3 separate regions of the Mus musculus genome follow, and regions 1 and 2 are each linked to region 3. The links are chromatin loops, found by intact Hi-C in ENCODE. Cell type or tissue: left cerebral cortex. All regions are shown on one strand. Region 1 has its middle 5.0 kb from the start of Chn2. Region 2 overlaps Cpvl (carboxypeptidase, vitellogenic-like). Region 3 holds the start of Tril (TLR4 interactor with leucine-rich repeats).

Evidence for each region. Hi-C counts contacts between places; a loop is a spot of excess contacts. Peaks named below come from ENCODE experiments on the same cell type or tissue, not always from the same donor. Only the 100,000 strongest peaks of a DNase experiment are listed, where the experiment ranks them.
Region 1: a loop joins it to region 3, with 2.4 times the contacts of the local background. A loop is called at or near these places in 2 of 42 quality-filtered maps.
Region 2: it touches region 3 in a loop (7-fold over the local background); 9 of 42 quality-filtered maps call a loop at or near these places.

The regions. Positions count from the first base shown.
Region 1 is chr6:54,030,954-54,038,953 of GRCm38, reverse strand. No RefSeq gene overlaps it. Among named protein-coding and RNA genes, the nearest start is that of Chn2, 5.0 kb to the left of the region's middle. In left cerebral cortex, a CTCF peak has its summit at 4,319 (motif pointing left); a DNase peak (open chromatin) is centred at 4,312; H3K4me3 peaks cover 164 bases; H3K27ac peaks cover 11 bases.
Region 2 is chr6:53,950,281-53,958,280 of GRCm38, reverse strand. Cpvl (carboxypeptidase, vitellogenic-like) reads left to right here. Exons shown (of 13, transcript NM_001289713.1): 4 at 3,657-3,771; 5 at 4,719-4,777; 6 at 5,672-5,751. Among named protein-coding and RNA genes, the nearest start is that of Cpvl, 24 kb to the left of the region's middle. In left cerebral cortex, a CTCF peak has its summit at 3,914 (motif pointing right); DNase peaks (open chromatin) are centred at 3,939 and 7,262; H3K4me3 peaks cover 70 bases.
Region 3 is chr6:53,814,171-53,822,170 of GRCm38, reverse strand. It overlaps Tril (TLR4 interactor with leucine-rich repeats), which reads left to right and starts at 1,346. Exons shown (of 1, transcript NM_025817.4): 1 at 1,346-6,703. The coding sequence starts at 1,936. The coding sequence ends at 4,365. In left cerebral cortex, CTCF peaks have their summits at 3,188 and 3,777; DNase peaks (open chromatin) are centred at 2,846, 3,272, 3,582, 3,738 and 4 more places; H3K4me3 peaks cover 3,891 bases; H3K27ac peaks cover 3,840 bases.

The DNA of each region.
Region 1 (8,000 bases), 220 kb before region 3:
TCTGCAGCAGGTGCGACTGAATCCTTTAAGGATAAGGAATTGCCTAGGTGTACCGGAGAAAGGGACTGGAGCCGGTGTGTGCCATCCTCCTGTATTTAAACCTAAATTAATTTTACTGGAAGGAAATGTCATGCAGATATATATTTTTTAAAATCCGTTTCACGCTCCCAGCAGGGTAATCGGTTCTTTCATTCCTAAAGCTACAGAAAAACTGTGAAATTTGAACAGAAATTGTTAGATCAAAGGGAAAAAAAGCAAACATTAAAGGAATGAAAGTACTCTCATTATAGAGCAAAACGGAAAGTGTTCTCATTGGGAGCGGCACGATTTGAAAAACATGGCTAAAAAGGACATAGTCCATTTGAAAATGATCAGGAGTGACTCTGGAACAGCAGCGAGGTCCTGGGGGCCTCCACATCGGAAGAGGACCTCATGTACAGTGAATAATAAATGTTAAAGGATCATGATATGCACTCATGTCACATTTTCTACTTGATTTAAAGTATATGTTATATCCCCACCACCACCGGGGATGCCATCCCAGTGTGACTGCCCAACAAGTGCCCCACCCACTTTTGTTTGTTGATTAGTTTAAAGGGGTGGGATGGGGTGAACTTCTTGCTGAAAGCCTGTGGGCCACTTCAGTTACACTGAGCATTTTCTTCCTGGACTCCATTTACAGGGGCTCTTAAGACAGATCTGCCTGGGTCAACTAGACTCAGGTACTGCCAAGTCTCCCTACCCCAGACACTTTTGGAGGGCACTGCAACCTTGAGGTGACCTCATCTGGAGCCTTATGGGGACATATACTCACCCAGCATGATCTTGACCACTCTATGAGAGTGAAACTTCTTGGACACCCAGAGTTCAAGACATGACATGGCATTGGTTGTCTGACTAGTAATTTACAAAGCCCTCTGGAGCTTTAGATGGCAGACATGGCTATGTCACTGAACAGGATCATTACGACCTGGGCATTGAAGAAGACCAGCATCTCACTTCAAACTAGGATGTCAGCAAATACCTTATAGTTCTGTTTCTCCATTTCTACTACTGATAATATGGAGTCTTTTTAAGCATGAGAAAGATACTGGTTGTGAAGCCATACTGTGCCACGCCTAAAGACCTGTAAATTGTTTAGCCAAAAGATAGAACTAATTGTTTGAACAATATTTTTCTTCTCTCCTAGAGACAGCCAATTGTGACTTATTTACTGGGAAAATGTTTCATTTGTGGCCCAAACTTTCTATCTTTTCTTTTTTATGTAAGGTCCCAAATTGAGCAGTAAGTGATGGGCTTCATTATTTATGGTAAATTGCACAGAATGTCTGGTTCTATTTGTGCAGATTATATTTGCCTTCACAGAACTTTAGTAACAAAAGCAAAAGTGTGTGGGCTGGAGAGGTGGGTCGCCATTAAGAACATCTGTTGTTCTTGAAGAGGACCTGGGTTGAGGTGCCAGCACCCACATGGTGGCTTACAACCATCATTAACTCCAGTTCCAGGTGATCCAACACCCTCTTCTGAACTCTGTGGGTACCAGGAACCCAGGTGGCACGCATATGTGGAGGTTAGAATAGGAATGACCCATATAGACTCATGTGCTTGGATGCTTGGCCATAGGGAGTAGCACTATTAGGAGGTGTGGTCTTATTGGAGATGTGGCCTTGTTAGAGGAAGTGTGCCACTGTGGAGGTGGGCTTTAAGGTGTCCTATGCTCAAACTCCATCGAGTGTAGAATCCAGTCCCCTCCTTGCTGCCTGCAGATCAAGATGCAGAACTCTCAGCTACTCCAGCACTTTTGTCTGCCTGCATGCCACCATGTTCCCTGCCATGACAATAATGGATTAAACCTCTGAAACTGTAAGCCAGCCCCAACTAAATGTTTTCCTTTATAAGAGTTGTCTTGGTCATGGTGTCTTTACAGCGATGAAACCCTAACTAAGACAAACAAAAAGGCAAAACATATAGGTAAAATAATAAATTAAATATGTTTAAAAGCAAAGTATGGCCCAATGACTGTCTTCATTACTCCAAATTGTTGAAGGGATGGACGGCTTCTCACTGGGAAGGCACCACCACCACCAGGTAAAATCAGTGCAATACAAAAGTAGAGGAGAGCGCTTCCGTGAGGCCCAGCTTGTGATGGAGATCGCTGGTAAGCTGCTTGGAAGGGCAAACATGAAGCACCAGTCTCTGGACTGACAACTGAAAGGTGATGGCTCACCGGGACTGCTGACAGTTCATCAGCAGGGAAGATATAGCTGCTCGGGGCCAAGAAACCCTTTCTCCAATTCAAAGGCCAAGGGCCTTGAGTCTCCCTACCAGATGTTCCAGACCTAAAGTAACAAGCAGGACCTGGCACAATGTGTCAGTAGGTCCAGGAACCACTGGTGGTGGGACTTCTCATATAGCTCCCCAAGTGAAATGATAAAACCTCCGTTGTGTATTCAATTCACTCTGAATGGCATTACACAAGTCTGTATCATGTGAGATTTGTTAAAATCTAAGGTAATCTGGTACAGTTTTCTTAAATATTCCATCCACCTGCCTCCAAATGATAAAGGATCTTTGGAAAAAGGAGAGTTTGTCAATAATGGGCTCTGACATAGAATTTAAAATTGCCATTTTGCTTTGACTTAGCATTCGCCTACTTTCTTTTTGTATTTTTATATTTATTTGATGTGTATTTGCGTGTGTATTTGTATATGCACATGTTTACATGTGTTTGCATGCATATGTGTTTATATGTTTATATGTAAGTTCATATGTACACACATGTGTTTATATGTGTACACATGTGTTTATATGTATATATAGATGTGTGTGTGTGTGTGTGTGTATCCACATGAGGACAACTTACAGGAGTCAGATTTCATCCATCTATTATGTGACTCCAGGAATTGAACTCAGACCCAAGTCCTCAGGCTTGAGGGCAAATGTCCTAACTTACTAAGCCATCTTGCCAGCCCCTAACTATAATTTTAGCATCGATTTCATCACCAAATCAGAAATTCATGAAGCAAGCTGCCCTGCAGCCTAGGTAACTGGGGATGTCAAACCCAGGCAGCTGATCGGGCCCTACCTTCCAAACCTGCTTCCCCTTTCTAACTGTGCTTCCTGCTGTCTCCTTCTCAGCTGTGACCTTTTCTCTTTGTGTCCTGTGTACCTAGGAGCCATCAACAGTAGTCTCTGTCCAGGTCCTTCCTGTTGGCCAGTGGAACTGTGGTCAAAGTTCACCAGAAGGCACTTTGCCCAGAGAACCTTCTCCTTTCCCAGCCAGCTCTTCCATGGAATCCTCCCACACGGCTGTACTCCCTACCAACAGATTTCAGTTCTGTGGTGTCTTAACGGTATGGCTGGGTGTGATGACATTTTTCTCTCCCACATCATTAAAAGTTTCTCAGAGGGGGTGGGGAACAGGTTACTTGTCAAGCCTTTGTGTAATTTACCATGTCATGCACACAGTAGGCCATCAAGAGATATCTTCTGAATACATGAGCAAAGAATTGAATGGTTTTCCTCCGGGGGGCTATGATCACGATTGATGAACAACACCTCTGGGGCACAAAGGGCAGTGGACAGGTTTGTGAGAACGATCTGGCTTTGAAGAAGACCAGCTGAAATGGCAAAAGCAAAAGAGTCACATGTTTACAGCCTGGGCCCTGTCTCTCCATCAACCGGGACTGTTGTAACTCCTGTCATTTATTGCTTTCAGGATATTCTTACATTACTATAATCTGTTATTTTATTTTAGCGTTCCTTTGAAGCTTGAAGGCAGGCAGAACACGCCACAGAGTGAATGTATTGGGCATGCAGGACTGCCCTCAGCATTCCTTTCTTGTGTTTCTCCGAGAAGGTCATTTCCTTTCCTTGTGCTAAACACAGAATGAAATATTCCTTACTTGCAAGATTAATCCAGTGGTCTGCATCCATGGGAGAATTGTGGGGCTGTTTGTCAAGCAGCTTTAAATATTTTATGGCAAATTACTCTGGCCTGAAAAGTGGCCCCTTTGCTGTCGATTTTTCCTCATCAAAATCATTGCTGGGAGAACTGGTTCTCTTTGTAGTTCAAGCCCTGTTTCCTATACAAGATGCCTAACCCTGCTAGAAAGCACTGGCTCATCTCCGAGAACACGAGATAAACTAGAGGCAGATGCTGATAGCCTGCGGTGGCCTTAGAAGGCACAGTGAGAACCCAGCTGGCTTCCAGGCAAGGTAGCTGCCCAACCAGGAAACAAAGGGGAGTCCACACCTGGGGTGCAGACAAAGAGAGGCCGGCTGCAAACCCGATTGCCACTGCAAATCGCCAGCTGCTGGAGACCCCTAGTGGAGATCCCAACACTGCAGGCACAGATGTTCCCTGGAACGTAGTGCTGAGCCATGGAGGCAATGCCTCCAGCACACACACACACACACACACACACACACACACACACACACACACACACGCATGCACACGAGGACACACATGCATTCATTAGCTACACTCAAACGAGGGACAGACTTCATTGGCACATGGCACATTGCAGCTTTGTTTCCTAGCATTTAAGATTATTAAACTCTTTCTGCCCTCATTGTCCTCAGAAAAATATGAGGTAAAGGTAAATAAAGAAAGCTCCAAGGCTGCGAATGCAGACAGACTGAGTTTGGTTTTTGTGTCTTAGGATGGCATCTCTTCTCTGCTAACTGCTAATCTATTCATGCATTATGCAATCCATTCAGAAAAGTTTACCAAGCAGTCACTGTGTGCAGCAGTGTATACCAGACCCATGGAATAAAGATATAAGGAAAACCATATCCTTGCCTTGGGACCCCACAGTACCCTCTGGAACCCTCATACATCAACTGGGACCTGTTTAAACTGCAGAGTGAAATCCTCTGTTAGAAATCACAGGTGTTATCCATGTCAGTGACAAATGCCTTTTCAGGTGGAAAGTTGGCTTTTTTGATTGTTTGACACAACCTCTAAAATCAAGTGTCAAAAGCTATTTTCTAGATAATGGACATTTTCTCAGCCACAGTTTGGGCTTATCAGCCTAGGGGATCAAGTAAATAAATAGTATGCCAATACAGACATGCGCCACACATTGATATTTCTATTGGTAACAGGCTACATACATGTAGAGATCTCATAGGGACTATAATGGGACCAGCCCACATACCATCATGATGGCCATTGTAACTGTCATAAGAGAGTGACACAACCAGCTACCTTTCCTAATCATGTTACTGGGAAAAATTCCACCAGTGAGACAGAAATACAATTCCTGCAGCTATGTGGAGTACTCCTGATATTGACCAGAGTGAACATGTTACTGCTTTCTGGATTTGCTGTATTATAAATTTTAACATGGTTTCGAGGAGTATTCTCCCATTAAAACACAAAGCTTCATGTTAAATGGTGTGCTCTGGTATTGAGCCAGCAGCCTTGGGATCACTGGGTCTCTTGATGTAATGAAGAGACACTGGTAGGGACTGACCTCCCCACCTGGATGGAGCAAGCACAGGAGCACACCGAGACATTCCCTCAGCAACAGTGGCGCAGTTCTAAGAACGCATCTCATCAATAAGTGATGACTGTCCTACAAGCGTTCTTGGCCCTCACCCACAGAAAACCAGAATCAATATTTTCACTTCTTTTCCCATGATAGCAATAGATTCAACAGAGGAACAATCATTTTTCTAAGGAAGTGAATCCACACTGGAGGAGAGCCAGCATCCAAGACCTGAGCCCATCTCAGTCTTCTCTACAAGTCGCGGACCATTTGAAAACAAAGCCTAAGCAAGTGATTCTAGAGAGGTTGACTCTGTATCCTGGCAGCCTGACAGACCTGTGTTAGTTTGTCATTTGAGCAAGTTCCTTAGGCTCAGTTTCTTGGTCTTTGAAATGGGTTTGGTTCTGAATCCTAGATTACAGAGTATGTGGTGACTGAAGGAAACAAGAGCTCTCTCTGATACACAGAAGCCTGCTGGGGAGCTCTGGCCTTGTTTGTGCCTTAAGGCAAGTGTGCTGGGCCTTCACTTACTCTCTCAGAAGAGTGTGGAAGGATTGTGGTTTGTGGCAAAAGTAATTTTCATCCATTTCAACTATGTCGCCCATGTAGTGGGGGTAGTAAAACCTGTAATCCAGGCCTGGGATTTGGAGATAAATCCGAGTTCAGATCCTAATTGAGCTATATCCCCTCTGATAACCTTGGACAAGGACTTAACCTTTCCAATTTGCAGTCTCCTTCTTGTCAATGGGAGCCAGTAATCTGCCTCATCTTTATGTAAATGAGCCTATGACTGACAAGCACCTCAGTACTCGATGGCGCTGGTGCAGCAGGTGCTTTGTGACAGTGGCTCCCAGGCAGAGAACAGGAACTGCTGGGCAAGGCAGTGAGTAGGAACCTCTAAGAGTGAGGAGAAGAATCTTGAAGGCACAAGTTCTCTCTCCAGACTCCCCAGCACCCCACTAAACAACTGGGGTGCTTTCCCACCCATCCTCCTCTAGGAAGAACCTAGTTCCTAGCCACTGATAATACAAAGCCCCACTCACTCACTGTACACCAGGGGCCTGCTCAGAATGTCAGCACATTGTCACACACTTGTGACAATCCTAAATTAAGACTTACTGTCTACATTTTCCAATAGGAAAACTAAGGCCAGAATGATCATAATGTCTTAATCAAAATGCACAAGCACTCCAACCACAGGAGTATAATACCTTTTCTTTTTTTCCTGGTCAAAATATCTAAAAGGGAGACAATATAAATAATTTCTCAAGGTCACATTTATCTAATTGAAGCCAGCTTTGGCTGCCTCTGCAGAACACACAAAGGAAACTTACCTCCCAGTTTGTTTGAAGTTTCTGCTCTTAAGTAAATATTTTCCTGTTTGAACCTTCACTGGGGTGAGACTCGAAGGCTTTAAAAGATGGTTTATGTACTTTAAATATTTATTTCTTTTTTTATCTGAACCTAGGACAGTACTGTCATTTTGTGTTGACTCAAATGCTAGCCTTAGGGGCAGGCAAGGCTCCCTGAGAGCTAAAGATGCTCTACACTACAGGGCTCAGGCAGGGACAGACATGAAATCAGGGATGTGAAGATGCTAGTTACAAAAATGAAGGCATTTCAAAGATCCCAGGGGCACTCCCTAGTCAGGAAACCTGCCACCCACCATGTGGGCACCTGATCCCCACTATTGAAGCTTTCCTTCCTAGTCTGCAAGGTACCATGGACTCTTGGGTATGACTTAGTCACTTGGTATGAGTGGGACTCAGGCATTGAGTAAACGAGATATTTTTACTTAAAGTGCCTATTTCCCACCCACACTGCTGAATTTAATTCAAGGTAGAGAGAGGGTCAATACATAGAAGAGGGTCATGTAGCTTCTGCATTCCTGAAGAGTTAAGGGTTTCAAATGACTTCCATCCAGCAAGTCCGGGCAGGTCCCACCCTGCGTTTCTAAGAAGATCCAAAGGTATCAAGCAATTGCATCTTGATAGGGTCTTCGGCTTATGGTTTGCAACTCTGAGGATTTATCAAAATCATCCAATATAAGACCACACCCTGGAATAATCAAGGCAGGATCTACAGGAGAACCACATAGATTAGTACTAAAAAGCTAAGCAAAAGCTCCCAGCTCAGTGCTATTGCTGTAAGGACGGCTGGTAGGACTGGAGGACTTAGCCAACAAATTATATTTGGAAAGAAACTGGCTGCAAATGGTGATTCAGCCACATCTGCCTACCTCGTCTGAAAGAAAAGGCAAGGTGTCACATTCACCACAGACATCGAGTAGAAAAATAGAATGCAATATTAGAACACAAATTTTCGAATCAACAGAGTGGATTGGAAATTCTTCCCCAGGTTTTAGTTGATGCTGTGATTTTTGAAATGTATGCCTGGGTGAATAAGCATAAACAATATGCTCTTACTTTAGGGCCACTCCCTCGGGGCAGGCAGCTGCCATCCAGGCAGATGTTTCCCTGCAAATCCACTCTATCATTTCTC
Region 2 (8,000 bases), 140 kb before region 3:
CTCTCAGTAGCTCTCGACATGGTTATACTCAGGCCCTTGACTCATTCATAAACTGTTTCTTTTCTTCATCTTCAAACAGGTAACTCTTTACCCGGGGCGATTATCCATCTAAGCCATCCATCCCAAGCTTGAATAGCCATCTCAAAAGCCCTGCCTTTGAGTCCTCAATCGCGTGTTCCTCTGCCCACCTGCCCCTATATGTAGCTACACGTAGCTGTCTTCCCACTCATCAAAAACCCAACCTGAACTGACACTTTAAAAAAGGTAACACCAGACGCTGCCTGAAAGAAGTGTTGTGACTGTACCTGCTGCTCATATAAATAACAACCTGTGCTTCCAGGCAGAGGGCACGGAGACACAGCGAAAGTAAGGCATGGACTCAAGGACACGCAGATATAAAACAGCTAGTCGGAACTCCAGTCCTGGCAGTGTAGCTCCCATAGCCACACTCTTTACAGAGTACTTTTTTTTTCTTCCTGACTGTGAGTAGGAGCTAACCCACAGCTTTGGGAGAGCAGACAGTGTGTGCTATTAGATGAATTTACACACTGTGCTGGATGCATGGGGCATGGTGGTGATGTGACTCACTGCTGCGGAGAGACACCCCACAACCTGAGGTCCAGTGACCACAAAAACAGCATGGCCTTATCACTGTGCTGTGTCTTCAGCGTATGTAATGTCCATAAGTGGAGCACATGTGTAGAGAAGAGTCCTCAGACATCTCCGTGACTAAGTTTAAGAAGTTAGACTTGGGATGGCAGGGGGGGGGGCGGTCTTTAAAAATCCTTAATTCCGAGTGTATACCCCAGAGCCGAGAGATGGTGGGTCTGAATGTACCCACTATCAAACCTGAGGACCTGACGGCCCCCTGAGCTCCATGGCAGGAGAGAACCAGCTCTCAAAACTTGTTTATTAATGCTCACAGGTGCCAGTTAATAAACAAATAAGCAAAAAAATGTACTGAGATTTAAAAAGAAGTACTCTGCAATATAAAACGTATTGATGAAGAAAATCACTTTAAAGCTTTGAGATGGGAGACCTAAATGTCTTGAATCGTAGCTAAAGTAAGATTAATATTTTCAAAAGTCTGAATTCCATCCTACCTACCACCAATTAGCAGAAGTTCCTTATTTCAGTGGCCCCCATGTTTGCAGTGAGGTTTTCTTCGTCATGTCCTTGTGCATTTCTCCTCTTTCCTTGGAGAAGGGCCTCACCTCACAAGTGAGATCTGGATATGTCATGGATTATCTATAAGAATGTTATGCCGTTCGTGTGGGCCATAGCAAGTATTGTCTATCCTGGTTATGATGTCATGATTCGTCACACAAGCATGACGTGCTATGGCTGACTCTCGGGTACATAGCATTAAATAGCACCTTCATATCGCAGCACCTGGTTCAGGTATGGCATCAGTGCATAGGCTGCTCAACTCATTGAAGGAGAAAGACACATGGTAGGGGTTGGGTTCTCTTTAAAACCAGGTGCTTCAAGGGCCGCTGAGCACCAAGGAGGCAGGTCAGCTGAGGTTGGAAGTCTGCTAGCATCCCAGGAATGCAGGGTGCCGTGCTTCACGGCCTCATGAGAACCCTGTTTGGCACATTGCTGTTTGACTTGTCCTGTAGTGTGGCCTCTTAGGACCAGGCTATTTTTCTGAGTGTCTAGAGATAACCTTAACCCTGCCAGGTCACAGGAAGGTGGGGGAGAAGAGAGTATTGGAGATTAGTTGCCTAGGAGACTGAAAAAGCAGGCTCTCTATCATCTAGCAGGTCTCTAGCTGTTTTTTTGCTTGTAAGAATCGTCGGGGGAAAGCTGAGAGTGCCATCCTACTCCACACAGGGGTCAAGGGGTGGGATAAGGGGAGTACAACTCCTCTGGCTTCAGTCAAGGCAAAGTCATTTGAAAAGAGATTATCCACATTATTTTAATCTATGACCAAGCTTGAGGGCTACTGGTCCACTGCTGTATAGGAACCTAGGAAGGTTCTGAGGGTTGGGCATCCTGAAGTCAGTACCCCAGCACCCCATACTTCCAAGAGGCTGGGAAGGGTGGGGATGACTTCCTTCCTGTTCTCCTGGTTTTCCTACCCCTTGTTATATGGAGTTTGATTTCAGTACTGGGTGAATGAAAGTATAGGGGGCTGGGGGTCCTGGTGAGTGACAGAGGTTCTGGGGAAAGGTTTTACTCATGTGGATAGGCAAAGCACACAGTGGCTCCAGGAAGGGCGGGGTGGGTGGACAGCATCACTCCATACAGATTTTCATCCTAGCGATCAGGAAGGCTTGTATTGCTGCCATGGAGAGGGGTTTGGGGGCTTGGGGGTGGAGGAAGCTCAGGCTGGAGGAAGCAGAGGGCCAGGCCACCACAGCTACTTAGTAGTGAAGTAGAGCCAGAGCCTCCTGGTTCCAGGCCTCCCTCACAGCAGCTCTGAAACACCTCTCTCAGGTTGGGGTTTTCTGTTTTGACTTGACAGAGAAGGCTCCTCTCCCCGACACTGAGTTTGTTTGTGGCGTGTCCATATTTGAGGCAGGACAAGAAAGGAATGAAAAATAGACCAGGGATGATAGGGGCCAAAGGATTTAAACAAACAAACAAACAAACAAACAGACAAACAAACAAGCAAACAAGCCACCAAGCTGAACAGTCTCCTGTTCTTCTATATGTAGATGATTTGAGCACAGATCCCCTCGAAGTTCTTAACCTCCACCCTTCACGTGGGTGGCTACCATTTGCAGAACACAGCCACTCTACAGATTTTATGGAGAGTGTTCCCACTTCACCTCCAGTCCACACTGTAAACAATGGTGCCAGTGCCTGTTTTACAGGAAAGTAAAGTCCTCATGGCTTTGGCGTCTTACCCAGAATCACCCAGTTGGGGACGAGCAAAGCCTGGGCTTGAGCCTGGAGAGTTTGGAGCAGGTGTTCATCACTCACCCATGTGACTGAGCTGACAACTGAGTGGCTTACAGGTCCGTGGATCGAAAGCCCAGCCTCACTGTGGCTTCAGCACTTTCTGCCCACCCCACGCCCCTTTATTATAGCCAATTATGTTTATTGTATCTGAATGTTCCAGGGCATTTGCTGTGCCATTTAATGTCTTGACATTTGGGAGTGGGTTTGGAGCTAGCCCCTCATGACAAAGCTATTCTACAGACCACAACTGTTCCCAAGAACACTTCCAGAAAAGGCCCAGACATATGAGGGAACCTATGTCAGGCCTTAGGTGGCAGGAAAGTCATACCCCTTAGGGATCTTCCTCCAGATTCCTGATAGCAGCTCCCAGTGATGGTCTCGTAAGTTAATCTAGCCTCCCAGTACAGCTTCCTCACAATGCTCTGACAGGAGGAGTCCAGCTAACCTGGACTTTGGCGATGCCTACTATTTGTGTGAGGCACTGAGGCAACTAGGAAACAGCAGGGTTATTTGGTCCTTGGAGGATAGACCATGCAGATGGCAAGCTGCTGTCACGTTCACAGAAAGACACCAGCATTTGGGGCACATGTAAATCCCAAATAGTAAAAGGTGACCAACCTTTATTTATAGTAGAGTAGAGCCCTGGGGGCCAGAAGCATTCTAGAATGTTGCTGAGGCTTCATGCATTTGAGTGTACCCTGCAACCTTGGAGCAATTTTGCTCACTGGCTTCTCTGTTCCCTCCAGATGCAGCCTGAGGATGCCCCAGTAGTCCTCTGGCTTCAGGGTGGACCTGGAGGTTCATCCATGTTTGGACTCTTTGTAGAACACGGGCCTTATATTATCACAAGTAACATGACCGGTAAGCGATGGTTGGACTGCTTTTCTCATGAGTCTCCTTCCAGCCAGTATCTGCTCTAAAACTAACTTAGAATAAACACAAGAACCACTAGGAGTAGCAGAATGGCTCCAGATCATAGAAACCCAACTTTGTAGCACTGTCTGTCCAGAAGGAGGAGCCCCAGGACGAGTGTCCTGCCTAGCTTGCTCTCTCCTGAGAATGTGGGTGAAAGAGTCTATGCTGTTTTCTGCAAGTCGACTGCTGACTCAAGCATTCTTGACTTACAAAAAACAGTTGGTATTTATTACTATTTGGGTGAGCCTTCTTGCACGGGCTTAATAATGGTGGAATTATAACCCCCTTTATCCACGGGAATAGAAATGCTTTATGACTCTGTCACTTCAATGAGCTGATGCCTTGAGAGCAGGATGCAGTGGGTGAGGCTGAAGTGGAGGAAGGGCTGGAGCAAGAGCCTCTGGCTGTGTCTCAGGGCAGACTCTATTCTTGTCTCTTTGGGCAGATAGTTTGCTTTCCCTGGGTCAGCATTCAAAGTGTGAACGAGTTTGTGACTCAATGTAAAAGCCTTTGAGTCAGCTTTGGTAGGGTTGTTCTCTTCAGCGTTGGGGAGGAGGAAGAGAGTCCAAGAGGATGGGTATAGGGTACCCTGCACCTAGGTGTGTAGGGTGCCTTGGGCCTAGAAGCATAGGGCAATGGGCATTTTCATCTCAGCTCTTCATGAGGTTTTGTTGTCAGGCTTTCAGGCTTGGCTATAGTATCGCTGTGTTGGGCAAAAGTACAGAAGAGAGAGGTGAAGGGGATGAGTGCTGGTCTTCCAGAAAGAGGGTGCTCCAGTGGCGAGGGGAGGGCAGTGTCCGTGGGAGCTCAGCAGGGTGTGCTGGGATCCAGAGCAGGGATGCCTTGCCTGGCCTATTTTGTTAGGAGCTCAACCCCTTCTTCTGTTTTGACAGTTGTGGCCAGAGACTTCCCTTGGACCTTTACCCTTTCCATGCTCTACATTGATAATCCGGTGAGTACCACAGGACACCACAGGACATCAGCGCTGGCCTCATGCCTGTTTCTATTTACTACATACAGCCATGGCTGCTCGATGATTGGCCAACAGCAGGTTGCATACACAGTGATGTTTCTATAAGGCTATCAGGGAACTGAGCCAGTCCCGTCAGCTCCTCTAGCCCTCGATCATCACACATGTTTAGATAACAAATAATCTAATTATCACACAGGTTTAGGTATGCAAATACTGCCATTGGACTGAAGTTTCTTGTACTCAATAGAATAACCTGTTGTTGTACACATGCCTCCAGTGTGTGGTAGACCATGCCTTATAGGTCTGCATAAGTCCCTATGAGGGAGTTTAACAATGACAAATGCCTAAGTTGTCCTCACATTAAACAATATATTACCATATATTTTCTAAACAACAGAGTTTTTACTTTCTATATTAGAATTTAATTTACCATGCGGGGCATGGTGGAGTATCCCTATAATCCTGTTTGGAGGTTTGGGCTGTAGAAGAGTGAGTTCAAGCCAGCCTGAGCTAAATTGTGAGCTCTAGGCTAGCCTAGGCTACATTGTGGGGTCCCTCCCATTGAATGTCACCACTGGGATAAGGGGCGGATGGCTTTTTACCGATGGTGTGGGTTCCCTGTCTCTTGGGTTGTTGCTTAATGATGGATTCCTCATCTTTCATGTAGACCTATAGATACAAAGAGCCAAAACTGGTGTGCTTTCCCCTGGAAAGGGAAGAGGGATGCCTCGGAGATACGTGGAGAGATGGCAGAGATCTGAAGTCAGAGGTGTGGGTTTTGGAGTCTGTAAGGCCATCTCCCAGTGTGGGGTTGAGCTGAAAGTCTCAAGAAACATCCGTCTTCATGCTCATCTTCATTTCTTTCCCCCTAAGGTGGGTACAGGCTTCAGCTTCACCGATCATTTCCAGGGATACGCCACCAGCGAGGATGATGTAGCCCAAGACTTGTACAGGTATGTCATGCAATTCTCCCTGTGGTAGTCACTCTGGATTGGTCCTTATTGTTCAACTTATAGAACTCTGTAGAACATTTCTATGTGTGTGTGCGTGTTTGTGTGTGTGTGTGTGTGTGCTCCTGCATGTGTTCTTCTGCTCCTTTTCACCTTGTTATTGATTATTGTTATGACAGGAGATAGACATGACTAAAACCATGAATGTAACCAGTTGTAGCTTTCCAACAATTTCCTATAAGACGGTAGAGACATAACACACATTTTCAATGAAAGATTCTTTCCCAAGCCATCCACCCAGATGTCTTAGAAGTTTCTGGTTGTTTCTAGAATTCTATTTAACTTTGTTCTTGCCAGGAGATAACATTTTCCCCAGGTGTTTGTCTTCTTTCCCATAACTGTTTCTTTTGTGGTTTTAGATGTGTATTTTACTCTGTAGCTTCGTCATGACTTTTCCAGGATAAACATAGTCATTTTCCTTCATCTTACAAAGTTTGTCTTTCACTTTAAAAAAATAAAGATGTGTGTGTGTGGGGGGGGGGGCTTGGGGGTTGTAAAGTTGGGAGCTTGGTTAAAGTATATACACATAAATTTTCCTTTCATTTTCTTGCATTCTTAACATCTATTTTTAGTATGTTTTTAAAAACTAAGCTGACCTTTCTTATTTGTTCAATTTTTTTCCAAGCTATAAATTGCGAGCTAAGAACAAGTCTGAATTCTTTCAGAGCTCCCAAGCACCCTTGGATGCACTATGAGAATCTCCTGGAGTCTCCTCCCGTCCAGTCTCACCCACCCACTCTGCTGATTACCCAGTGAGCAAACCTGGCATCCAGCAGGGCTGCCAAGAGAAAGGGTATCTGATCAGGAACAAAGCCTTCCCAGTTGCTTTTCTTTCTCCCTGGCTGATCAGACAGAGGGCTGAGGGACAGGGCTTTTGGTGGCTTCCTGATCTTTATTTCCTGCCAAGGACATCTCTTTCTTTCCCTCTGCTGACCCAGAAAAGAATATGGCTGCTCTCTGATTTCCCACATCTCAAGATTTCAACCCTTGGGTTCCGTTTCCGTCAGGGTTACTTCGGTTCTTACACCTCTACACCCAGGTGCAGTGTTTCCTTGGGACATAATAGCTGATCCTCCCAGAGGGAGCGACTTTGGCTTCTCACTTCCAGTGCTTTCTCCCTGCACAGGCAGGACCATGGTGCCTGTCCTCAGAAGCCTACTCAAGCACCCAGCACCACCAAGGCCACTGAGTCCTCCTGGCTGAACACCTACCCCCACTCCTCACTACAAGCGTCTTTTGGCTTCCTTGTGTAACTAGCAAACACTAAAGACATGTGTTCACCCTTCGAAAGTCAGAGTTTTGTAACCCCACCCCCAACGAGGAAGCAAGGATGTTTCCAGCCAGCGGTTGACCCTGTGTGTGGATGTCACTGATGACATGTGGTCCGTCTCCTCTTGCATGACATGGAAAGAGGACGGGTTTCAAAGCAGCCGTTGTTTATAGCTGTTTCAGTTTCCTTTGCTTCGGGCTCTTAGAACTGGAAAATAGCTAATCAAGAGGAGTGCAGAAAACTGATTTCAGCTGTTTCTTTTGCAGTTTACACTATTTGTTTCCCTTTGTGACCGCATTCTTCTCTCCAGCTTGCCAGATGGGTGTTTGCAATAAGAAGGTTGCTTTGGAACTAGTAAATGGGCTACTGGGGTTTAAAGAGCAGATCTTTCTTCTCCCTTTGGAAGCTCCCATCCCCCGTTCGTTCCCCCCTAAAGATGAAATTCTATTTTTCTGTGAACAGAGCCTGGCCTGGAAGGAATGGCCTCCTAAAGAGCCATTTAGCATTCGTGTTTCTAGTGGTTTTCTTTGTGTTCAGGAACGTTTTTGCTCACGTTCAGACACACACTGTAGAGGATGCCACTGAGCTATGGCAGGCGGTGGCTCTCAGCTTAGAAAAATGTGAATGAAATGTAGTCAGTTTGCTCTCTTTGATGTGGATTTCTTGCCTGATGCTTTGTCCCCCTGTCTCCCTTGATGTATTCCCGGAGCTGGTGACATAGAAGCAGGCAGCACACAGCACCTGGCCTCCCAGAACTCATGGCCTGGTAGAGCTCCTGAGGTTACCTTCTAGGAGTTGAATGGAGGTGACACAAAACTGCTGTCACCTCCTGACTGCAGGGGTGTCAAGAACGAGAAAGAGGAATAGGCCAAGGCAAATTATGTCCTTTCAAAGAGGCTTGTTGGTGACATTCTTCTTCCAG
Region 3 (8,000 bases):
CATTTTAGTAAAACAAACACTTGTGTCTCCATAGTTGCCTTTTATTCGAAGCTCAAAGCAAAACACAGTAAACTGGGTGTACTTCACTACAGACTTACCTGTTTTAGTCCAAAACCCATCTCCCACCAAATTGGGGTCGCTGTTGTACCCATGAAGTCTTCACTTACCACCCTGCCAGGTTCAGCACATGGCTCCATCACTCCCCTTGATAAACTGCTCAACAAGAAAATGACATAACAGAGTGACTAAACTATTTGAATCTTTGCAGATTTCTCCTCTTCCTTGCTCAGTTTCCTAATGTGATCTGTCAGTGTGCCTCTCTTCCCATACAGACAGTCAGCCCCCTGAAGCCAGGATATGGGCTCTAATTTTCCACACTGCTAGCACACAGTAAATCCTGAAGGGCTACTTTCAAAATGTTGCTTTGCATGAACAAATAATAAGCAACAGCTATCTCTTGCTTGTTTTCATTCTTATCAGACACTGGCCCTAAGGGAACCCCGGATAAAATGGTGCACTATTGTGTATTAATAATAAAAGTTAATATCCGACACCTGGCACCCCCCAAGAAATCTAAGCCTGAGCACCTTGGAGCCTGAAAACGTTCAAGATTGCTATAAGCTCTGGCACAAAGTAGGCGGGCCCCTCAAGAAGCAATCTCCAAAGGCTCTGTGCAGCGTATTGTATACAGGCCCGGGTTCCGAGGCTATTTGAAGGGCTTTAACACTGCAGGAGAATTAATCTAGCTGAATAGCCAAGTCTGTCCGTGTCACAGTCACTGTAACAGTTCCACTTCTGAGCTTTCTTCAGAGGTTTTCCCAGAGCGAGAACCGGCAGATAATTCGGTTTAGGAACCTAAAAGAGGCGGTGCCTCTCCTTGGACATGAGCAAAGGACACCAGAAACCCAAACACTTTAAAAGGACTGAGCAACAGTCCTGTCAACAGTCCACTGATGGCCTTGCCAGGAAATCTTGTGTTCCCCTAAACTTGGAGCACGATGCCAGGGAATTCCGTGTTGTCTCAACATCTTGCAGGGTGGCACCGGGAAGAGAAGAGTAGGTAAAATGTAGGCGCCCTGCCTCTGCGCCGAAGCCGCCGGCGAACCGGCCTAAAATAAAAAGGTCTCTGTCTGCAATCCCCGTTTGCTCGCCCGGTAATCCACCCCCGCCCCCAGCCTGCGCGCCGACCCGTACAGCTGTTTTTAATCCCTACTTTTCTCACTTGGCGTCCGGGCTAGGGCTGACCAGACGCGGAGCCACTTAGTGTTTCCTCCTCCCCCAGCCGGGGTCTGTCCTGCCTCCGCCGTCTCCTCTTTCTCCGCCTGCATCCCCCGGGGGGCAGAGTGTGGGAAGAACGAATTTCCGCCGGTTTGCTCGCTCCACGCCGACATGGGTCCCTTCCGGACGCTGCTTGCGCGTCCCCCAGGCTGCTCACTCCGGCTGCACTCCCAATCCCCCCGGATCGCGAGCGGGCAGGCGCCGGAGACGTGGGCCTAGCGGCCGGTACTCTGCAGCCAAGCCGCACCCCAGCAGCTCTTGGAAGGGATCCCGCCTGCAGCGGGGGAATCCGTTTGGCGGGGAGAATCCGCGCCAGGGAATCCAGCTCTCCGGACTCCAGAGCAAACAAAAAGCACCAACTCTTGCTCGCTCCTCCCGCCCCCGACGCTCACCCGAAGAAACAGTTTTCTGCAGAAATGCAACAAGTAGCACCCCAGATTCGCCGAGCGCCCAGCGCCTTCTGATTTGGCTCCGCGAACTTGGCCTGCGGAGACCCGGGCGAGCCACCGGGACAAAGAGGAAGGGCTGGACGGAGCACCAGCGAAGTACGAAAGAGGCCTTTTTAGCGACTCAGGCCCGGCCGAGGGGAATGCAGAGGAGACACAGAGCCGGCCGGCCCAGAAGACGATCCGGCCGCAGCGCGCTGGGCGGGCGGCGATGGAGGGTGTGGGTGCCGTGCGCTTCTGGCTCGTGGTGTGCGGCTGCCTGGCGTTCCCGCCGCGGGCCGAGTCCGTGTGCCCGGAGCGCTGCGACTGCCAGCACCCCCAACATCTCCTATGCACCAACAGGGGACTTCGCGCTGTACCCAAGACCAGCTCGCTGCCTAGTCCCCAGGACGTGCTCACCTACAGCCTAGGCGGCAACTTCATCACCAACATCACCGCCTTCGACTTCCACCGTCTGGGGCAGCTCAGACGGCTGGATCTGCAGTACAACCAGATCCGTTCTCTCCACCCCAAGACCTTCGAGAAGCTCTCACGACTAGAGGAGCTGTACCTGGGGAACAACCTCTTGCAGGCGCTCGTTCCTGGCACGTTGGCTCCGCTGCGCAAGTTGCGCATCCTTTACGCCAACGGCAACGAGATTGGACGCCTGAGTCGCGGGTCCTTCGAGGGCCTGGAGAGTTTGGTCAAGCTACGGCTGGACGGGAACGTGCTGGGAGCGCTGCCGGACGCGGTCTTCGCTCCCCTGGGCAACCTGCTCTACCTACACCTGGAATCTAACCGGATCCGTTTTTTGGGCAAGAACGCCTTCAGCCAGCTGGGTAAGCTTCGATTCCTCAATCTCTCGGCCAACGAGCTGCAACCCTCTCTGCGCCACGCGGCCACCTTTGTCCCTCTGCGCTCCCTCTCTACTCTCATCCTCTCAGCCAACAGCCTACAGCACCTCGGCCCCCGCGTCTTCCAGCACCTGCCACGCCTAGGCCTGCTCTCCCTCAGTGGAAACCAGCTCACGCACCTCGCCCCAGAGGCCTTTTGGGGACTGGAGGCCCTACGTGAGCTGCGCCTGGAAGGTAACCGGCTGAACCAGCTCCCCCTGACACTGCTGGAGCCTCTGCACAGCTTGGAGGCACTAGACCTGAGTGGCAATGAGCTTTCTGCTCTGCACCCTGCCACCTTTGGCCACCAGGGCCGGCTCCGTGAGCTCAGCCTGCGCGACAACGCGCTCAGCGCCCTTTCTGGGGACATCTTTGCCGCCAGTCCGGCTCTCTACCGGCTGGATCTAGACGGCAATGGTTGGACCTGCGACTGCCGGTTGCGGGGTCTGAAACGCTGGATGGGCAACTGGCATTCTCAGGGTCGCCTCCTTACGGTCTTCGTGCAGTGTCGCCACCCCCCGGCCCTGCGGGGCAAGTACCTGGATTACCTGGATGACCAACTGCTGCAGAATGGGTCTTGCGTGGATCCCTCACCTTCCCCTACAGCAGGCAGTAGGCAGTGGCCGCTACCCACATCGTCAGAAGAGGGGATGACGCCCCCTGCAGGCCTCTCGCAGGAGCTACCACTGCAGCCGCAGCCGCAGCCCCAGCAGCGGGGAAGACTTCTACCAGGAGTGGCCTGGGGTGGGGCTGCCAAGGAACTGGTGGGCAACCGCAGCGCATTAAGGTTGAGCCGGCGGGGACCAGGTCCCCATCAGGGCCCCTCTGCTGCGGCTCCGGGCTCTGCCCCACAGTCCTTGGACCTGCACGAGAAGCCGGGGAGAGGACGTCACACCCGAGCCAATCTCTCCCAGACGGAGCCCACCCCGACGTCTGAGCCCGCCTCTGGGACACCATCTGCCAGAGACAGCTGGCAGCGCGCAGCAAAGCAGCGCCTAGCGTCCGAGCAGCAAGAGAGCGCAGTCCAGTCCGTTAGTGGGGTTGGTTTGCCACCTCTGGTGTCTGACCCCTGTGACTTCAACAAATTCATTCTGTGCAACCTGACAGTAGAGGCGGTGAGCGCCAACAGCGCCTCGGTGCGCTGGGCGGTTCGCGAACACCGCAGTCCCCGGCCGCAGGGCGGCGCACGCTTCCGCCTGCTTTTCGACCGCTTTGGCCAGCAGCCCAAGTTCCAGCGCTTCGTCTACCTGCCGGAGCGCAGCGACTCGGCCACGCTGCACGAGCTGCGCGGAGACACCCCCTACCTAGTATGCGTGGAGGGTGTGCTCGGGGGTCGCGTTTGCCCCGTGGCCCCCCGAGACCACTGCGCAGGGTTAGTAACCCTGCCAGAGGCAGGAGGTCGAGGTGGCGTCGACTACCAGCTCCTGACCTTGGTCTTGCTGGCTGTCAACGCGCTTCTGGTGCTCCTGGCACTGGCAGCCTGGGGATCGCGATGGCTGCGGAGGAAGCTGCGTGCCAGGCGGAAGGGAGGGGCCCCGGTCCACGTTCGCCACATGTACTCCACCCGACGGCCACTGCGCTCCATGGGCACTGGTGTGTCCGCGGACTTCTCAGGCTTCCAGTCGCACCGTCCCCGCACCACCGTGTGCGCGCTCAGCGAGGCCGACCTCATTGAGTTCCCCTGCGACCGCTTCATGGACAGCACCGGCGGTGGTACCAGTGGCAGCTTGAGGCGGGAGGATCACCTCTTGCAAAGATTCGCTGACTAGGCAATGCCTTGGGATCTCACAGGCCTTAAGGAGCCACTCTCCGTGGTCCCATGCCTTCTCAGAGGAAGAACTAGTTTTATTAGACTTGTTCTTTCTCCCTTTTGTGCATTTGCCAAGTGAAATCTAGATGTGAAAGTGAATCTAGATGCCATCCATCACGTCCTGGTAATCACAAAGCAAATGGATGGTTCTTGGTGGTCTAACCCAAGAGTGGGGACAAATGAATAATGGCGTAAAAGTGGGAAACCTTGACACACTTAGCTCATGGCTCCTGTGACTTTCAGCACAGTAGCCTGCTGACCTTGGGCTAGAAAGGGTGCTTTACGCTCCCAGCATGACCAGAACGCTCTGGTGTGTATACACACTCCTTTGCTCTATGGCAAACTGAGTTCTGTTTCTAGTTAAGAAAAGGGGGACTTGCCACCATCACAGTGATCCCCATCAGCAACTGACCCCACTGATCTGGTGGGTTCTGCCAAGACCGGCAGGGTAAACAAACAGGTACCACTCTCTCCCGGGAACCCTTTCTTCTGTTGTCTGGGAGAGCATCTAGGAAGCCTTAAGGAAAAGCTACCTGTGTCAACAATATGAAGAGGATTTAACAAGCTGACCAATAAACTCAGACTCTTTTGATAGGACTGGACCTCCTCTCTATCGTTTTATCAGTTAGGGAAATGACCTTTTGCTGACCTTTGGGTAACTGATAATATCCTCAGGAGAAGGCAGCATTTAATACTTCTCCACCAGGCTTGCGCCTGTGGTTTTACCTTATTTTTTTTTTTAAATCTATACATGGGAAAAAATCGAATGCCAGATTTGATCTTTTAAAAAGAAAAAAGAATGCGATATGTGTGTGTGTGTGTGTGTGTGTGTGTGTGTGTAACCAGTGACTCCCTAGGGCACTGCAGCCTTCCAGTTCGCTTACCACATTTCTGATAGCATGCCTAGACGGGTGTGAATGTGACCTACATCTTACGACAGTTCAGCAGTGTCCCCCATCCCCTTCTTGACAGCACCCATTTCTGAGTTGCACGGTTAGGCATTAAGCGTAAGGTAATTGTCAGGCTTGGGGCAGGGGGCAGTGAGCTCAGTGGTGGAGCTTGCTTGTGGGGCTCTGAGTTTGTCCCAAACAAACAAAGCAATGGGTGAATTGTCTGTAATCTCTGACCACATCACTGTCGCTCTTTATAAGAAATAGAACAGGAGAAGAAAACTGTAGGGAACAAATGTGAAAACAAACAAACAAACAAAAAAACAAAAAACCCACAGTAGCGAATATGTGTTTCTACTAAACCCAGAAGAACATGTGCATTCAACTGTCACTGTGAAATAATTATATATTTTACAAATTAATTATTCCAATAGCCAGTATCTTACTGTGTTATTAAACCTTATCTTTTAGTAGTAGATGCAGTATTTCTTTTCTTTTTATGTTTTATTTTTAATTTAGGATTAGCCTCTTGTATTTGTTTAGTTGTGTTTTTAGCTATTTGGGATACTTTTCTCCCTTGATATTTATGAAGTCCACGTTTATGATTAAATATAGTGGCTGGGTTCACATTAATAATTCGTGTGTGGTCCACATACACGTGCTAAGAGGATGTACACTGTGGTATAGTCACCGTGGTTATGGATTTATTGGCAGTGGGGGACTGTGCAGTGCAGGTCAGCCAGTTCTATGGCTAACAGTGACTCTTCTGTTCCAGGCCTCAGGCCCCTGAGGGTCCCAATGACTCAGGGAACCCATCACAGTCCAGGGCCCTTCACCACGATCACTCTTTATGTTTGGCCTACGTGAGCCATGCTGCCTTGTCTCAGCAGCTGAAGACCTGGGGGTCTAAATGAGCCGGTCTTTGTTTATGTCCAGCATGAGTAAAATGTCCAGACCACTTAAGCCACAGCTGCTTTTCTGGCAGTCTTATCTGCAGGGACGAAACTTAATAAACCACAGGAAATAAGACTGTCATTCCGTGTTTGCTGCCAGGCCTTGTTTTACATCCACAGTGCATGGTGCATGGGAGCTGGGGCTGTTCGCTCTTAGTTTCAACCCACAGGCTATCTGGCACCTCCTGTAGAACTCGCAATTTTTCATGCACAGCACAGTTGCCTCTCTTAGCTGTTTCATTTACACAGTGTAAAACTGAGACCCGTTGAAAGTATGGAAAAGACCACTGATTCTGTTTACCATCTGCCTTGCCCAACTGTAGACTGTCACCAAAACCCTTTAATGCCTGGACTTAAAAAAAACAGTCTCACTGAAAAGTCTTTTCAGTGAGAAATGGATAAATGTTATACATTGTTACATTCAATTATGTCAATAAACCCACATACTGATAGAGATGTCTTGTTGGAGCTTCCAAATGTTTTGATGCATGTTTAAAATGACAGGATGAGCCTTTCAACAGCCATGTTCACTATGTACATGAAACATAAGCGTGATGTGTGTGGGGTTCTTATTATTTTCCTTTTCATGGAGAGTGTGGGCTTTACTGTAAAGAAATGATTGTGTGAGTTTATATGTAAGGAGATAATGAACTCCACTCTAAAATCAAGTGGGATCCCAGAGTGAAAAGGTCCCCAGTGACGACAGCAAGGTGGCATGGTCTCAGCTCAGCAAGAGTGAGTTCCCTAACAGCTATGCCCTCTGAGTTTCATGAACACAGATTACAGGGGCTCCCAACCCCCATTTACGGAGCTTGAAAAGTGTTATAATTCCTGAAGAATATGAATAAGCTCTATATGAGTTGCCAAATTCAGTTCCAAAACCACAGTTAAGTCTGGTCTGTAGTGTGAACCTCACACAATAGGTGACTGCTTCTGCCAGGCAGAGGATGTCTCAGTACTGCCAGGTGACAAGCAGGATGGTAGGATGTGGTCAAGGCAATTGTGCTCATTTGTCACACACCTGATTTTCACCAAAGGCCAACACGACTGGGTGACTACTATGTTAAAGAGGCATATATATATATATATATATATATATATATATATATATTCACTGTTTGTCTTCAGACACATCAGAAGAGGGCACCCCAATCCCATTACAGATGGTTGTGAGCCACTATGTGGTTGCTGGGAATTGAACTCAGGACCTCTGGAAGAACAGTCAGTGCTTTCAACTGGTGAGCCATCTTCCAGCACCCCCCCTTCTCTTTTAAGAGTTTTTAAACGAAAATAAAGCATTTGATTAGCAAAGTCTTATTTAAAACTTCAGCCCATGACCCAGGATCAAGACCTTCACCAACCCAAGAGAACTATAGTAAGAAAATCCATAACAAAGACATGAAGAAGTCTCATGGCCATCAGAAGGTCACCACTGTTCTTTGTTTTATATTCTCTAATGTTCTTCTATCCCTTTGTTCTTCCATTTCTTTGTTCTTCCATCTCTTTGTTCTTCCACTTCTGCATCAGTTAAGATGAGCATCCTGAGAGCTGACTGCACAATGGCTCTGTGAAACCTAGCTATAGCAGCAGCAACAGCAGCTATACCAACATGTGTTCAGTAGTTATTAAGTACATCATTAGTAGCTGGATTCTCCTGCAAGAAACAACAAGTTGTGTGGTGCTTTCTAGAAGTCCAGGGCCTAGGCATTTCTGCTGAAATACAATCAGGAAATCAGATAATGGGATTATAG